Regions from separate parts of the Mus musculus genome. Here region 2 is linked to region 1. The links are chromatin loops, found by intact Hi-C in ENCODE. Cell type or tissue: gastrocnemius. All regions are shown on one strand. Each heading gives the region's core, and the rest is flanking DNA. Links, peaks and the distances in the headings are about the cores only.

Region 1 (9,253 bases), core at 613-8,612:
CAGTCTGATTACCTACCCTGCCTGAAACATCATCCCAGATTGTCTGCAAAATTTGCATTTTGTTCTGAGTCCTACCACTGGTTTCAAGGTTTCTCAATGTTAAAGAAGGAAAAGAAGCCACCAGATCTTTTGAGGGAAGATTCCACTTTAGATGCTTTTCTGGAGGCCTGTGATGTAGAGAGTGGGAGATAAATACTCTTGCATCTTTGGATGTATTCCTAGCATCTTTGGATGCTTTCCTACCCCTGCATCAGAAGGATTGCCTGGATGGGACCACACATAGGTCCTGAGTTTGGGAATTTCCCTGAGCAAGACTGGTTCACTTAGACCACCACTTAGAAATCCAGACACCAATGTAAAAACCTCCATTGAGGCTGGTGAGATGGTTCAGTGGGTAAGAGCACTGACTTCTCTTCTGAAGGGCCTGAGTTCAAATCCCAGCAACCACATGGTGGCTCACAACCACTTGTAATAAGATCTGACACCGTCTTCTGTTGTGTCTGAAGACAAGCAGACTGGAGGGAGCAGAAGTCCTAAATTCAATTCCCAACAACCATATGAAGGCTCACAGCCATCTGTACAGCTAAAGTATACTCATATACATACATCAATAAATAAATCTTTAAAAAAATGCCCCTCTTTTAAGGCTACTAGACAAACTCTGGGCTACTTGGTAATAATCTCAGGTAAGGGCACTGTAGACACAGCAACAACAGAAGGGAGTTTATGAGCCCCAAATAACGCTGTGCTTTTAAAGCTGAATATAATTTTAGCCTCTCAAGGATCTTGCCATGTTGTCCTGTCATCTCTTGCTGCATGGTAGTGGAAATTTCTCCCTAGACTCCCATCCCTGGACGCCCTGCCCTGCCCTTCCTTGAGATTATTCTTTCCTCGGAGAAGACTCTGCATCTGCCCGTTCCTCCTGCCTGTGTGGACCCTGAGTCCCAGCAGCCATTGTCACACAAGCTCGGCTATACTTTATAGCCCTGGTTCCAGAGCAGCCCACACCTTGTTATGGCAGAGAATTTTGGGCTTCGTGGAGCAGGGCCATCTTCCTTCCTCCTCTGCTCCCTCTGCGGCATACTCTGCAGTGAATGGCTTCCCAAGATGAGACTCAGCACTCCAAGGACACTCTGCTCTCTGCTGACTTCTAAAGAATCTTGGTAATGGTCGCCTTCAGAGGAGGAGGGGTTTTTTAGGAAAATGATAGAATGAAGTTTTGAATAAGGTGAGGTCCGTCACGTAAAAAGGGCACCGGCACAGACATAGATTGTTAAGTGCACACTGCATCCTCTGGAGAGGTACAGCCGTCTCCAGAACTATGGATAAACGTTTGGCTGGTGCTTCAAAGGAGATTTCAGAGTTGTGACTGTGACGGAGTCGGTCCAGAAACCGACTCACCTGTTCTTACAATGGGATGCTTGGTTAGAAAAAAAAAATTGATTATTTTATAAGCCTCCAATTCTCCAAAATCCAGTGGTTCCCCCACCCCAGCCCCTGCCGTGAGTGCCCTCACCTTCTCTGTAAGTGGCGATCTGTGTGTGGTGAAGCTGTCTCCTTCATTGCAGCTCTCCTTCACAGATAGGTCTGAGAGAGCAGCCTGAGCAGTGGCTAGCGTTTCTGTCGTTCACAGGCTCTTTCTGAGATCCGCTTGGGAGAGACGAGGTTTGGGAATAAGTAATACTATTGGTACTTGCGACCTTGCAGATCGTGCAAGACGGGAGAAACAGATGTTGAATTATTTTTGTCTTTTGTCCTAGCAAAATGACAGCAATGACAATTTCTATATTTAAAATCTGCTTCCTTCAGAGAGTGCATGCATTTATTTGCTAAGAGGCAGCGAGGAGCTGTGTTTGTCCGCAGTGACCTGCTCTGCTGTGTCCCTTCCTTCAGACCCCTCTCTGCATGCCACCACTGGAGGGCCGTTGATCAAACCTCTGGGGTTAGATGACGGACTGTGAGAAACCTCAGGCATCCTATGGATGAGGTGTGGACACGGTTCTCTTGGGAGAGGTGGCAATTCAGTGGCCCCTTTAGCCCACCTGATCCCAGACAGGTCTTCCACAGGTAACCAGAGCCAGACCAGATTGGCAGTGTAGCCAGCTAAGTGTTTTAACTGCTGGATGGAAGTTGGCGTTTGGTTAATTGTTAAACAGTAAAGATTGACCGGGACTCACTGGAGTGAGTGTGTGCGTGTGTGTATCTGTGTGTACATAGCTGATTGACCTTTTCGGAGGTTGTGCTTATTCAGATGTTTAAATGTCAACTGAAAATATCATTGTTCATCAACCGGTGAGAACTTAGTGACAGAGAGCACAGTTGAATGCAGATAGATTTTCAATTCTGTTAATTTATTCTCATAACATTAAAATTCCAATTTACGAGCTGAGACATTAAACACTATAAAATGAAGGTATCGGATGTGAAGTTTGCTTTCTCCCTAAGAGGTTGGGGAAGCTGTTGGCTGCTGGTGTTTAAGACACTGTGCTGAAGGTAAGCACAGACTCTTACAAGCAGTGATTGATTTGAACACGTCATTTGTCCACGGGATGAATTTCTGGTAAAATGTACATTTTCTTCTGAAGAGAAATTCTAATCTTCAGAAGTGAAAACAACTTGCTTACACGATTTTCCCTACGTGAACAATGCACAGTTTGTAAACAAAACTTCCTGTGGCTTCCTTTAGTCACCTCACTTAGCGCTTGCATTTCCTTCAGCAAGCCTTGGAGAGGGAGACTTCCCTGAGTCTCATTGTCTCTGCCTCCTCTGGATGGACACCTGACTGGTCTCAGGTCCCTAACACCAAGTTCAAGTGGAATGGAACAAGGGTGAATTTTCGCAATCCTGAAGTCCAGTTTGTATTTCCCGCGTTAAGGAGGCAGTCATTACTGTAAGATTACTTTAAAAACACCGTGTTATTATTGTCTGAGTGGGTGCATGTTGGGGAGAGAACATGTGGACACCTTGTGGAGTGTGGGGTCTCCAGCCATCTCTAGGGAGGTCTTGGGAGTTGAACTCAGGTAGTCAGGCATGAATAGAGCACACAGTCACTCTGACCCATCTTGATAGCCCTGTATGCTTTCAATACCCCTGTTTAAAAAGAAAATGCATAGGTTGCTTTTTTTCTGTGGAAAATATCCAAGGAATTTTTAACCACAGAGCAACCTGAACATTGCTCTTCACCCACGTGTCATAAAAATCCGAGGTTTGAGATAAGCCTTGGGATACACCTGGGCCTCAGGGTAGGTGACTTCAGCTAGGTGTCCCGGTTACCACGCCTCCTCACCTTCCACGTGGACTTAATGAAATCACCACCCCAGAGGATTGCTTTTCTTTTGGGTGTTAATTAGTAACTTTGAAAAAACAGTATTTTGCTTTCACGTGGTTTAAATAGATATTTAAAATAGATACTTAAGCTATTTGTTAAAGACCTGGTGGTCTGGATTCCTAACTTTTAAGTGTGCTGTCCTGAAACCCCTCTGTGGTGTAGTGACCTCGGCTTTTGTTCTAACTGCTCTGGGCTGTATCAGCCCCTGCAGGTGGAGAGGCTGGTTAAAATCCCTTTTATCACCCAGCAGGGGTGCTGGGAATCAGATGGGGGGGTATTAAAGTGTCCCCCAGCAGAGGCACGACAAAAACCATTGTTCTCTTCATGATCCTCAAAGACCTGAATTTGTGACCAGATATATATATATATTTACTTTTTTGAGTCCCAAGAAAGGGCTGTTGATCCATTCTGCCACCTTGTGGCCATTTTGAGGATTGTCTGAGCCCATTAAGAGGCCTTTCCCAAAGCTCTCTGATGATACTGAAGGCCGGTTTCTCCTGTCTTCTCCCCACCCTTCTCAAGAGTGCTGGAGAAAGCACATGGTACCCCAGCAGAGACGACACCCTCTTCTTTCTCTGTACCCCCCCCCCTCCACACACACACTCCCACCGCCTGCTCACTGTTCACTTGGGAGAAGTGTGTTTTACAGACTTTATCAGGTTCCTCCCTGGTCATGGCGAGGAAAGGAAAAGGTGAAGAGATTGTTGGTGCTTTCCCTGAATGGGGAATGCGGTGTGGGGCGGGGCAGCTTGCAAGCCAGAGGCTTGACTGATGCCCCTAGAAGGTGCAAACACGCCCTGCCTGGGGTAGGTACCCTCACCCTTCCTAGCAATGGAGAAGTTTCTGGACTCTTCCTGTATGACTTCAGTGTGCTCTGTGGATCTCTCAGACATGATGTATGCAGTATTGCACTAGCTTCTGTGGGGTGTGTTTTGGGAAATAATGCTAGCAAGGGTGTTTAAAGAGCGGCTGCTGCTCTGTGAACTGAATGATGCAGGGCCATACAGTTTCTTAGTGGTGCCTTAAAACTGTGTTATTCCTAGTAGAGAGGTTTAGAAGAAACCATATACCACCCTGGATTTCAGTTATCATCTTCAGATGAAAAAGTATCCGAGAATGGTGGTAGACTGCATCTTCAGAGGAGAGTTTCAGCGTCTGCAGTGCAGCTTGAGACTTGCATTTTAAACATCTAAAAGACTAACATGTAAATGTGTGTGTGTGTGTGTGTGTGTGTGTAAGTCTGTGGGTTCAAGTATAGTTAATGGCTTTCGTGCAGGGTTCTAAGAAGGATATGTGCGTCTGTATGTGGATGCCAGAGCTGGGACCCCTGAATGCTCAGCAGCAGAAGGAAATTCCGTTTTTTATGTTATATGACACTCTTGGGTTGCCAGAGGGAAGCTTGCAGTATGCTGTTTAGCTTTGCCAGCCTTAAATATGTTCCTAGTTGGTCTATATTGGAGGAAAAATTAGGTGGCTGCCTTGAAAAAAAATCAAGAATTTCTTTCTTCTTTTCCTCTTTCCAACCAAGCCATTTGGAGCTATAGTGATTACAGATGATAAACTGTACATGGGTCACATTTCACTTTAAAGCTGATAATAAAAATCTGGATTTAAGGGTTAGTGAATTTAGCTCAGTGGTAGAGTACATACTCAGTTACAGGGACACCAAAATTATATAACAATAACAATGGTAGTTAAAAGCCTGAATTTAAAAAGCAGAAAACTCGAAGTCAGGTGTAGTGGTGCACACTTTAATACCAGGACACTCAGGAGGCAGAGGCAGGTGGATCCCTACGACTTCAAGGCCAGCCTGGTCTACAGAATGAGTTCTAGGACAGGTAGGACTACATAGTGAGATCCTGTCTCCAACAAAAACCAACAAAACAGAAAAAAAAAGCAAAAAACTGTTTGGGCCCTTTAATAAGCTTTGTAAATATTTCATTTGACCATTAGGGGTTATATAGATGCTTGCAGATGAAACGAATATGTTGTAAAAACTCTGAGTATGTAAATGTTTCTGGAGCACGTTAGCTCTGCTGGCAGAGGTGTAGTCGTTCTGATTTCCTAGATAAACTTACCTTTTTGGGGGGCATGGTATGTGCCCTGTGTTGCTACGAAATGCCCTGTGCATTTATTACTTTGTGACTTAGTCAGGGTTTCTATTCCTGCACAAACATCATGACCAAGAAGCAAGTTGGGGAGGAAAGGGTTTATTCAGTTTACATTTCCACACTGCTGTTTATCACCAAGGAAGTTAGGACTGGAACTCAAGCAGGTCAGGAAGCAGGAGCTGATGCAGAGGCCATGGAGGGATGTTCTTTTCTGGCTTGCTTCTCCTGGTTTGCTCAGCCTGCTCTCTTCTAGAACCAAGACTACCAGCCCAGAGATGGTCCCACCCACAAGCAGACCGCCCCCCTTGATCACTAATTGAGAAAATGCCTTACAGTTGGATCTCATGGAGGCATTTCCTCAACTGAAGCTCCTTTCTCTGTGATAACTCCGGCTGTGTCAAGTTGACACAAAACTAGCCAGTACACTTCACAAATATGTTCTCAGTCACATCCCAGGGTCACGTACAGTGGGGGAAGGAGAGGTGGGCCCCAAGGATGTGTTCTCTCTCCTTCCTCATTCTTAGTGTAGCTGTTGCATATGTTTTAGTGTGGAAATACTAGGGACCTTGTAAATAAAACTTGTAAACTGAATGGTCATCTTGGGAGACACAGGCACTTTGCTGCACCACCAAGCCCTGAAAATGTAGCCTTTGTACGCCTCATGAGTAACGTTGGAGACAGCCCTCTGAGTCCCTGCTTGTGAGCATTTGCTCAGAAGGATAAATGACATTTATGTCTGAAGAACTCCCAAAGGAGAGCATGTTGCCATCCGGGCAGTTCCTGGCTTGTGACCACTGTCTGAGCAAGTGTGTGTCCCTCTCTCCTCCTCCTTAAGGCCAAGTCCACAGACGTTTGTCACCTGACTCTAGACTGTCGCAGGTTTGCTCATTGTCACAGCGTCTTGGGCCTTCATTCTCTTGAGTTAGAGCTCACAGGCGCCAGCTTATGTCTAAAAATGTCAAGGCACACAAGTATATTATGTAAGGTATTTACATACACATATCAGACAAAACCTTTTAAAAGAAAAATCCTTTTGACTAGCAGTGTAGATTAAATAATTACCCTCTTTATTCTAATCCTCACTATCGTTTTTCTTATGTAACCCTGGAGATTAGGAATGTGCCGCCCCAGTCCCTGGTGGGGCAGGAGGTGGGGGAGGAGTTCTTTTCCTTAGTGTGCCACAGGTCATAAGAAAATGTGCTGTATACTGTTGTTGTAGTCCTGGTGCTAGCAAACAGAAGCCATTGTAAGCTAGCTTTAAGGGAATTGTATGTTTGCTGTGCTGTCCCTTTATGTTCAGAAAGAGTCTCAGAGGGGAGGAGTGAGTCCAGACCTCTGGGTGTGGAGCCATCTTTTTCCCTGTGGGGCTCCCCTGTGCTTGTAGCCATTGAAGAAAGTATTTAAGGACGCCTTTGTCTTTAAAAAAAGGACTTTATTTGTCATGGGAAAACTTCATCCCAATTGGCCTGTCAACCTCATTGTCTTCTTGGTTGCGGTTCTTTTATAAGGTTAATCTCCTTTGAAATGGCATCTATTTTTGTAAAACGGATGTCCTTCCTAGGGTAGAAGGAAAAACTTATTGTTCTAAAAAAATTTTTGCTTCCTGCTTACAGCAACACGTTCCTGTTTGTGCTCAGAGTCCAGAGAATTTTAGGGAAAGTAGCTTAAATTTTTAAAGGGTCTCGTGTCCATAGTAATGTTCCTGTGGATTCCGTCTTAGAAAGTATAGTTGGGGAGGGTGGGAATGTCTCAGCTGGCAGCACATCAGTTTCCTGAGAAAGCAGAAACTGGAGTGTTTTAGGTGATTTCGTGCCTGTGCATTTTGTTTTTTATGAAGTTTGCTGAAAACTTCATTTGCTGACTCTATAGAGAAAATGAACATCATAAGCCACAAATATCCTTTCAGAAGGCCGTGTGTACCTGGGATGGGGTTTTACTTTGGGATGTTGGCAGACACGCTCCTGTACAATTCTTGCCTCTCAGGAAAAAGGGTCCTACTTTTGCCTTCTGGTTATCTCAGTTACTGTCCTTAGTCACGGGTGAAAGGAGTGCTTGAGAAAACCTCAAATACAGACTGCTCCTTCTTTGTTTTGTATTCTGTAGCGTACCTGTAGCCATGTTCTATCTATTTATTTATTTATCCATCCATCTTTTCCTCCCTCCCTTCCTTCCTTCCTTCCTTCCTTCCTTCCTTCCTTCCTTCCTTTTCATTCTTTCTTTGGATTAAAGAGCAGAGGTTTTTCTGATGAACACCAAACTGTGTTCTTAAGGTTCAATGACACATTGCTTGTTAGCAGCTGGGGAGGCACTAATGTTCATATAGAAACTACTTACTAAGGTACCTAGTTCAAGCTGGACAACATCAGTTTTCAGGTAGGAGAACAATGTAGACTAGCTCTGTCATCTTACTATAAGCTCCTTGTGCATAGACCATTTAAACACATTTCTTTGGAGACAGCTTACTAAGAGTAATAGAAGAGCCGGGTAGTGGTGGTGCACACCTTTAATCCCAGCTCTTGGGAGGCAGAGGCAGGCGGATTTCTGTGTTTGAGGCCAGCTTGGTCTTCAGAGCAAGTTCTAGGACAGCCAGGGATACACAGAGAAATCCTGTCTGGAAAAACAACAACAAGAACAAGAACAACAACAGTTTGTCATCTATTTAAATCTATAAAATATAAGAAACAGCTGGTGAGATGACTGAGCAGTTAAGAGCAGTTAAGAACTTGTTGTTCTTGCAGAGGAAAAAGTTCATTACCCAGCATCCCCTGTGGCTCACAGACATTTGTAACTGGAGTTCCGGAGTACTCAATGCCTCTTGGCCTCCATGGATATTGCATGATGGTGGTATACATAAACACATGCAAGGAAAACACCCATACACATAAAATACAGCAGTCACACCTGAAACAAAACAAAACCAAAATGAAAAATACCAGAAACAAACAAACAAACAAACAACCCCTACCCCATCCATATGTCCATGGAACAGGATTTTATGGTCATGAATTGCTTGAGTGGTGTTTAATTTATGCAGTTCTGTAGGTTTAGAAGGAATTTCTGCTGTAAAAAGTCCTGCCAGGCATTAGTAGTGTGAAAACAGTCAGTGTGTAACTCCCTTCCTGGAGTCTGTGTGTTGTGAGCTGCAGGCTCAGTAACAACTGCCAACACATTCTCTTATGTGAGCGACTGTATTCCATTGCTCTCTATTTACAGATTATGGTCTTGAGGTAAATAAACACTGGTGGTAATCATTCATAGGTTACATATGCTCTATACTTATGTGTTATGCACTGATTAACCTTTTAAGTCCACATACATCATACAACATACATGGTACATATGACACACTTACACAGAAATATGAGCGTGAAACAACTGTGGTGTTGTGAAACTGGCAGATTAGTAAAGTGCCAGTTGGTCAGTGAACGAATGGACTCTTTTTTTTTTTTTTTTTTCCGATGGCTTGGTGGAGTTTATGTGAAGGAAAGGCATTTGCTGCCACAGACCTGAGCTCTGCTGGGGCTCTGCAGCTGCCTTCTCTTTGATTTTGCCTCTGAGACCCAAGTTCTTGCTTCCATTACATCTCTTTCAGACTTTCTTTTCTAGATATGGCTTAAACATCTTCTTTCTAATACTTTCTTGGTCGCTCAGTGTGAACTTCCTACTGGATAATGCATGTGGGTTATTTTGTGAATTTTCCTTGAAAAAAAAAAAAGCAGTATGGGTGTCAGGCAGATTGTAAGAGTTTTGCAGGCAGCTTGGTGGGAAAACACGGGATGGTGGCTGTACTACATCTGTATAGGTCTTCTTGATT
Region 2 (9,253 bases), core at 541-8,540, 140 kb before region 1:
GCCCACCCCACAGGCTGAGCCTCCCAGATTTGGGTCACGGTGGAGAGCTCTCTCCTGTGACATGCTTTGTCTCTTAGCTAAACATTCAGAATCTGACATTTTTAGGTGTTATATTTATTAATACACAAACTGGACAAACCCATGACAGAAAAAATTAAAGTACAATAAAAAAATTAAAATACAATTTGGGTTTTTTGTCTCTAAGCTTAATAGCTCATGATGCTCCCTTGAATACATTGCAGCTATCCTGGAATTTCTAGATATAGCTTGGGGTGACTTTGGTTCTTTGCTTGGGGCTATAGTGAAGATAATAGATGGGCTGACATACATTGTCTTCAGTCAAGAGGGCTAGCAGCTCTAAACCAGATGGGCAAAAATAAACCAAAGAATATATCTGAATATGTGTGTGTGTGTGCATGTGCACGCGCATACACGTGTGAAAGGGTTTTTTAAGTGGCTTACAAGCTGTAGTCCAGCTAATCGAACAATGACTGTCTACTAACAGAAAGTCCAAGAATTCAGCGATAGTTTAGTCCATGAGGCTGGATGTCCCAGTGTACAGCAGAATGTGGAAGAAATAGGCTCTAATGCCAGTGAAGTGAGAACAAGGACAAACAAATAGCAAATCTTCTTTCTTCCTTGTCCTTTACATATGTTGCCATGGGCAGGTATGGCGCAGATTAGGGGGTATTCCTACCTTAAATGACTCAGGTTTAAATCGAGTCTTCCCACCTCAAATGATCCCATTAATAAGACCTCTCACAAGTGTGCTCAGTGACTTGGGTTTTCAGTTAATTCTAGATTAGTCAGGTTGACCCCCGAGAAAGGTCGTCACAGCCCATCCTGCTTGTAAGGTTAATCTCAGAGGTTTCCAGGGGAAGCGCTGGTGCTGGAGAGGCTAGCCTGGCTAGGGTAAGAGCAAAGGTCAGTGTTAATGTGGCCAACGTATTCCATTTTAACTCTTAAAAGTCAATCCAATGCCCCAGTACAGGGGAACGCCAGGGCCAAAAAGTGGGAGTGGGTGGGTAGGGGAGTGGGGGGGAGGGTATGGGGGACTTTTGGGATAGCATTGGAAATGTAAATGAGGAAAATACCTAATTAAAAAATATTAAAAAAAAAAAGTCAATCCAAAGTCACTTTATCAGAAGCCAATTGGGAATGTTGGTTATTCTAGATCACAGCATATGTGTCTTTGGTAGCAATTTGGCATTTTGCTTGCAAAGGCAAGTGTGTGTGTGTGTGTGTGTGTGTGTGTGTGTGTGTGTTAATCAGCTCTGTTCTGATATTGAATTCAAAGCTATCTCTAAGATTCCCTAAGTACCCCTGAGTAACAATGAAAATGTAGCAGAGACCAACAAAAGGTTGAGATTCTCACTTGCAGTTTTATCCTTGTCCTCCCATCCTTTGGAACTGCAGGAGAGAAAGGAGGTGGAGAAGTGAGTATGGGCAGGGATAGACATGGGCTGAGAGCTCCAGTCACCTGCTGAATGCAGAAGAGTCTCTCTCTAGGTTGCTAGGATGAGCAGGATGCTGGACTCACTGATCAGGCAGAAGCCACTTTTAAAGAGGCTTTGTGTTAGAGTCACTTGTTCAAAATGTTATCCACTCACCTGGTATAGAGTTTAGATTCTGGAGAAAGGACACCTGCTTTGAGTCATGTTAGGTGAACAGTTTCTTTCTTTCTTTTTAGTTCTTTGCTGGAACTGTTCTCTGAACTAATAATAGATGGTTCTTGCTTTTTCCACAATACATAATTTTCATGTGGGTACAATGACAACATCATGTCTGGTTCTACTTGCCAATATTCTCCATTAAGGCACTCTGTGATGGAAGGGGATGCATAGTGGTCATGTGGCTACTTGCATGTGTAGTTCTAATTTGTGTCATATCATTATAGGGAAATAATTGAACAAATTCTTATTCTAATTTGGAGATAGTGTTTTTAGTTGGTGGGTTTTTGTTTTTGTTTTTGTTTTGTTTTGTTGAGACAGGTTCTCACTATGTAGCCCTACTGACCTGAAACTTGCTATGTAGACCAGACTGGTTGGCCTCAAACTCACAGAAAACCTCCTGCTTCTGCCTCACCAGTGCAGGAATTAAAGGGTGGAGGTTGTGTGTAAGCATCTTAGCCTTCTGGAGTTGTCCTCTGAGATCACTTGAAGAAAATGACAACAAGGGAGCAAAGAAGAAAGCCTTCCACATGAAGATGCATGGGACAGGACATCTACAGCCCTGAGCACCAAACCATAAGGGTAGAACCACACTCCCTGGTAGATTTGTTACCTGCAGCTTCTCAAAGCCAGGGCGCAGACCTCCCAGGGTTAGCAGATGCCTGTGGCAAAAACTCATTCATTGAACAATGATACAGGAGGATCCTAAACAAGATATACATTAACACTAACAGCTTTTTACATTTCTTCACACAAAGCAACACACACACACATAGTCCACAATTCAGCAGGATCTCAACTCCCTCAAAGAAAAGATGGAATTCACAAATCCTCTAGAAGTTTCCCACAAACTCATTCCAATCTTTATCTGAGAGCGCTTAAATGCAGTGATAAGCTATGATTTATTTTGGGTCCACCCCAGGGAATCTAGGATACTCCTCTTTTCAGAGGAAAGGAGAAAAGGCAACCTCTGGGTTTTGTGTGCCAGTTGTTTGTTTTGTATCCAGGCAAACAAGATATGGCAGCTATCCACTAGACCCATGGACCTCTCAAAGAGTGCGAGCACACAGGGCCCACACACTGGTGATGGAAGGGTGGGTGCAGTGGTGGCCCCTGAATTCCACATGGCCACCAAGTCCTCAGAACATGAAATGAATGCTATGAACCACATCAGGCCCAAGGATCATGGGATCACCTGTTTGGGTGGGGTTTCATTTTGTTTTATGTTTTTTCTTTTTTAAATTTAGCCCACGTGGCAAGCTTATCTACTTTGTTCTATTTCCTTTATTTCTGCAAAAGTGGCATTAATAGCTTCTTAGCTTGTAAGTTAAACTCTTGAGAATCTAGAAATCGCAACAAAGAGAGATGTGGGCGGAAACATTTCCTTTCCAGGAACAAAGAATCTACCGTGTGGGAATGGGAATGCCGTCAGCAGTCATGCACTAATCTCCCTTCCTTCACTTCCCTGTGTTTGCCTAAGTTTTGACAACTTAGATTCCTACGTATCCTGTCTCCCACTGGCATCATCGTTCCTTGGGCTGAGAACGAGATTTCATTTTATGTAACCACTTACAGACTAGTATAATGAACATTAATTTGAAGTATGCAAAATGCTCCCATTTCTTTATAAAAAGATTGTGGGCCAGGTGTGGTGGCTTATGTATGTCTTTAATCCCAGCACTCAGGAGGCAGAGGCAGAGAGGCAGAGAGGCAGAGAGGCAGAGAGGCAGAGAGGCAGAGAGAGAGGCAGAGAGGCAGAGAGGCAGAGAGGCAGAGAGGCAGAGAGAGAGGCAGAGAGAGAGGCAGAGAGGCAGAGAGAGAGGCAGAGAGGCAGAGAGGCAGAGAGGCAGAGAGGCAGAGAGGCAGAGGGAGAGGCAAATAGATCTCTGAGTTTGGGTCCAGCCTGGTCTATAGCCAAGGCTACATAAAGAAATTCTACCTCAAAACCCCAAAAATATGAAAAATTAGATGATAGGATTTTAAATTACTTTTGAAATTCCCAGTGAGAGCCAGGTACAATGGAGCCTTGTGTGTAGTTCTAACAGACAACAGCTAAGATGAGGGAATCACTTGAGCCCAGGAGTTCAAGACCAACTGAGGCAATGTGTCAAAACCTTATGTCCCACCCCACAAAAAATTGTGGGTCAATAAAGCCTTCTAGTCTTCTGATTAGAGACAAGTATATGTCTATATGTCTCTAATGACGAGCATATATGTGCTCGTCAGGTAGCAGAGTGTGGAGAGGCTCTATTGTTCTTGGGGCAACTATGCTTCCCACCGTGGGCAAATATATGGCAGTAGCATGCCTCTAATATCGGTTAGCTGAGTCCCCTTCAGAGAGATTGTGATGATCCATTGTATCTTGATTGGGGAAAAGGATGCTCCAATCACCAGTAGTCATTATTCCTTGGCTTGTCTGTGAGAGAGTCTACAAAAGAGACTAGCACTTGAATTGGTAGGCTGAACAAAGAAGATACCCTCCAGTGTGCGAAGGCACCATCCAGTCTGTTGAGGGCCCCAAAAGAACCGAAGCTGTGCACAGGAGTGCTTGCTCTCTACTGGGCCCTTCCAGCCACTGCATTCTTAGTTTGGTCATGAACACTGGCTTTCTTGGTTCTTTTGTTTACAGATAGACCACAAGTCACAAGATTTCTCAGCATCTGCCGTCACATGAGCCAACCCCTGTCAATGAACTTCTTTATCTCACATATATGCTGTTAGTCACAGGAGCAGAAGCAGCTCTGCATTGAGCAGCCTGAGGAGTTCGTCTAGAGACCCACACTCAGGAGACTTCTCTGCACCCACAGAAAAGTATTTTGGGATGAGTCAGTATAGAGCAGAGTACAATTTAACAACACGAACGGGGAGACAGGCCCTTAGGAAAAGGTGCAGGCATGGGTTTGAGCTTATTAAGGATCGTCATATTGAAGTGGCGTACAGCAGCAGAATATACAATTTCAGTGTTTTTTTTAAATTGTTCACTTATTTTCATTTTATGTATGAGGGTTTCAGCTGCACATACCTACATGTACTGTGTGTATGTGTACCTGGTGCCCATGAAAGCCAGAAAAGGATTCAGGATCCCCTAGAACTGGAGTTACAGATAGAAATAGGAGTCTATATGATGCTGAGAAACAAGTCCTGGTCCTCTGCATAAGCAGCCAGCACTCTTAACTGCTGATCCATTGCTCCTGCCTCCAATTTTGACAGATCCTAAAATGCATCTTCTCTCTCCGTCTCTGTCTCTGTCTCTGTCTCTGTCTCTCTCTTTCTCACACACACACACACACACACACACACACACACACACACACACACACACACACACACACACACACTTTTGATTAACTGGCTCTTAGGGTAAGATGGACAAGATTATAGGCTAATAAGCTAAAACCATAGGCTGCAAGAGTCAAATGAATCCTTTCTATACCAACCGATAGGGAGTTAATACCTGTTGGTCTTCTTTTTATTACATCTGTTCACTCATATGTGTGCATGCCTGTGCAAGGAGTTCAGAGGACAGCATGTGGAGGTAGGTTCTCTCCTTCCATCACCTGCATTCCTGGGAGGGAATTCAAGTCCTCAGGCTTGATTACAAGTGCCTTTGTCCTCTGTGATGCTTCCCGAGGCCAACATCTGTATTTTGACTTCCAATAAAGTTTACAATTTTATTTAAGAGATTATACTGAGAAAACAATAAATCCTCAACCATGGTGCATTGCTATTGTACTTCCTGCAACTGAGTACTTCCCCCAAATTATCTTATTTTGGAAAGTGTTACCCCAAATAAATGATCTAACCACCTTGCTGACTTGACATCTCCTTCAATATCAATAGTCTTGAAAATGTTGGCAGTCTATCCCTGACAGATGATCTGTGGGATATGTTTTACTAAAAGGCAATAACCGTGGTCAATGAAGCCCTTTTGACACTTTTAGTAGGTGTTGGGAAAGGATCTACCTGTTTTGAGATAATTGCCAGAAACCGGGGCTAGCAAGACAAGGAGGCATTTTGTTCCTTATCTCTCACTGTGAATGAAACTGACTGGGATTACAGGCAGCACACTGGGTTCTGTGTATGCTGGTTCTCCCCCCATCCTGACCCCTGGAAGAAAAGAAGGACGGGAAATGAACCCAGAGTGGCAAGCAAGATGCTGCCTGTAAGAAGATGTCTCACCTTGAACACCTAAAGATATCCGACTAGAAGATGGTAGGATTTCTATCAACCAAGATTCTAAAACCTGCCTTTCTCTCCTAAGATATTTTAATGGAGCCTGTTTTCCTTTAGTCTTCTTAGGATCATATGGTAAGGAATGGGTTTGTGGCGTCCTTAACAGCATCACAAATCACCTATCTTCAGGCCTGATAATCAGGTGCTTACCTGAGTCACTAGTAATAGGTGTCAGATGACAGACAGGCCAACATGTATACAGAGCTCAGCATGTGCTAGCGTGCTTAGCTCATGCTAAGCTCATTGCAGATAATAACAGGTGCTTTGAGGCATGACATCCTGTCCAAGGTCACATGGTAGGTGTACAGTGTCCTGGGACTGTGAGTTCCCAGTACTCTAATCTGTGTGGACCCTGAGAGGAGAACAGAGGCACCACTGGAAGCCTGACCACATCTGGGCTTGTAGGCCCACAGGAATCAAAGTCACATAGAGGATGTAAAATCATTTACTTAGATGATCTTAGGGGTTTTTCCTCCTGCTTTCCTTTGCCCTTTAAAAATACTTAGGAAGGCCAAGCATGGAGGTGTACAGCTTAAATCACAGCGTTTGGTAGGCTGAGTCAGGAGGATCTCTACCAGTTCCAGGACAGCCAGATAACTTAGCCAATTGTCTCAAAACAAACAAAAGTGCTTGGGACTTCAGATTTTAAAAGAGAAAGTGCACTTGGTTGGCTGTTAAGATAAGAGGAGAGGCTGGAACATCAGCTGTGTTGGGAGAGTGCCTGTCCAACGTATACACAACTCCACATACAGTTAAGGCAAGGTAGAGCGTGCCTGTACCGCAAGCACTCAGGAGGCCCAGCAAGGATGATCACAAGTTCAAGGTGACTCTCAGCTAAACAGTGAGTTCAAGGCTCTACACAAGACTCTGTCTCAAAAAAATAAAAGAAAAAAGAAAAAACCAAAACAAACTAGGTTTGTTTGTTTGTTTGTGTGTCTTCACCTCAACATCTTCCTCTCCCAGATAATTCTTTTCTCTAGGGGAAAATTTTAGTGCCTGGGTTCATATTAAATAAGTATTATTATCTCAAAACTGTACATTGATAAGAACATTGTATTTAGGAAGGTTAGGAGGAAAAGCTCAAATTAATATCTGATTTTTAGTCGTCACTTCTTCAGTAGAAACTTTGTGTTTCTTCATATTTGCTAACACACTGTCCAGCACATAATGTCAGCCAAGGAATGCTTTATTCATTTAAACTAATCACACAATTAGTGTGTTTCTCCATGATTGGACAGTGTTTTTGGTTTGGGTTTTTGTTCTGTTTTTGTTTTTGTTTTTGTTTTTTTTTTTGTTTGTTTTTTGTTTGTTTTTTCCAAGACAGGGTTGCTCTGTGTAGCCCTAGCTGTCCTGGAACTCACTCTGTAGACCAGGTTGGTCTCAAACTCAGAAATCTGCCTGCCTCTGCCTCTGCCTCCCAAGTGCTGGGATTAAAGGTGTATACCACCACTGCCCAGCTTGGACCATGTTCTTATAAAGTTTACAAGGTGAGGAGGAATAAAGAGATGGTTCAGTGGTTACAACATGTGCTGTTCTTGCAGAAGATCTAAGTTTGACCCCAGCACCCACGTGGCAGCTGTAACAACCATCTGCAACTCTGGCTCCAGGCACTCAAAAGGACTCCTCTAACCTCCATGGGTACCAAGTATGCACACAGTACGCAGCCATACATGCAAGCAAAACACTCACACACAAAAAATAAATAAATCTTAAAAACAATAAACAAAAAACCTACAAAACACCCATTTGAGAAAATTAAGATAATTTGGCTTGTATAATAAAGGGATTTATTTGTTCTTTAAAGACAAAAGCAAACAAGCTTGTCCTAGACATCCTCTCCCAAGGGTTGGGTCAATGCTTCTCAGCTCCATGGCAACGAATCAGATCAATGATGGTTAGGTCAACAATTTAAGGTGTAGTGATTAATTTAGAAATGCAGGCACCCCAAGGTAAGGTCTTTTGGTGTGGTGCCTAGGTTTTTTTTTTTAAAACTAATAATGTGTCTTACAAAAAGAAAAGCGTTCAAAGAAAAATATTAAATATATAAGCTCACTGCTCTTGGTCTTTCAGTACCATGTCCTCCGGGGTAAAAAAATTCAGCAGGTGTCATTAGAAAAGCCAGAAGTTTACTTCAAATGGCTTCTTGTATCCCATCAGAAAATAATTTCCAACTAAGTTGTTAATATTTTGTCTCCTCCTCCTCGGCCTCCTGCTTTTCCTCCTCCTTCTGTTTCTGGGTTGGATCTCAGATTATTGATCGTGCTAGGCAAGTGTCCTACCTCTGAGCTACAGCCCCAGCCTTGTAAGTCTCTATTTTTATTTTATTTAGTTGTCCCTGGTCAGAGATTTATGGTAAGAAGTTGAACACTGTTCACAGATTCCAGCAACAACACAAACGAATCAAGGCAAATTACACACTACGCCAACAGGATGAGTGCAGTATAAAATAAATTAAATATCAACAAATAGAATGCAGCTTCACCAATCTGGCATCTCGGCTCATTATTGTGTATGCACTTTCGCTGTGAATCCCGTTTCGGAAATCTGAGCTCTTTCCTTCGTGGACTGAAGTCGTGAGACTTAAGCCAAATGTGTGTGTAGCAGGAGAGCTGTCTCGTTCTTTCCTCAAACAGGAAACCACCGGCAATTCTGTGTGAAGTCATGTTCTATTTTTAAAATAATTGGATTTGAGACATAACTATTAGTGTGACAGTTTCACAGGGCAAAAGAGATGAATAAGTAGGGCTGAAACTCAGGCTAATGGAGCAATACTCTTGACAATTGCACATACACTTGGGGTCTCCTCTACCCCTTCCTCTTTCACCCATCACACTGGCTTCTGCCCTTCTCCTAGAGGCTTCTGGTGCTTATTTGCTTCTAACAAAAGTCATATGTAATGGCCACCCTTTCACAAAGCGGGAGTGCTGCAGTATTCCTGGCTTCCATACACAGGTTTTCTCCTACACAGACTATACTATGGCTGACTAAATGTGTTAGCTTTTTTACTAAGCCTGCAATCTGCGTATCACACACAAACAGCCCAGGCACACAGAGGCTGGGCAGAGACGTTCATTCTCTCTGAACTAGGCTGGGTAAACGATTCAGCAGTTATGAGCTCTGAATACAGGTGGCTTCATGAGAAACGTCAGGGTAAGCTAGATCATCTACTTCTGTGCTTCCGTATTTACTTAATTATTAATTAATCTTTCTGAATAGGCCTTTCCCTGTTGCTTAGGCTGTATTTAAACCCTGGCTTAAGCAATCTTCCTGTCTGTGTTTCTGCAGTCTGTGGTGTGGTTGAGACTACAGGTACAACCCCAGCATACGCTTATGGGCCTTTCCAGTGTCTC

Evidence for each region. Peaks named below come from ENCODE experiments on the same cell type or tissue, not always from the same donor. Only the 100,000 strongest peaks of a DNase experiment are listed, where the experiment ranks them.
Region 2: it touches region 1 in a loop (2.3-fold over the local background); 6 of 42 quality-filtered maps call a loop at or near these places.

The regions. Positions count from the first base shown.
Region 1 is chr3:79,216,329-79,225,581 of GRCm38, reverse strand. All of the region lies in intron 1 of 4921511C10Rik (RIKEN cDNA 4921511C10 gene), which reads right to left. It also overlaps a transcript of Rapgef2 not described here. Among named protein-coding and RNA genes, the nearest start is that of 4921511C10Rik, 8.0 kb to the right of the region's middle. In gastrocnemius, for the core only: a CTCF peak has its summit at 3,747 (motif pointing left); a DNase peak (open chromatin) is centred at 3,744; H3K4me3 peaks cover 3,763 bases; H3K27ac peaks cover 8,000 bases.
Region 2 is chr3:79,360,139-79,369,391 of GRCm38, reverse strand. All of the region lies in intron 1 of Gm17359 (predicted gene, 17359), which reads right to left. Among named protein-coding and RNA genes, the nearest start is that of Gm17359, 19 kb to the right of the region's middle. In gastrocnemius, for the core only: no CTCF peak of the experiment used is centred there; no DNase peak of the experiment used is centred there; H3K4me3 peaks cover 297 bases; H3K27ac peaks cover 440 bases.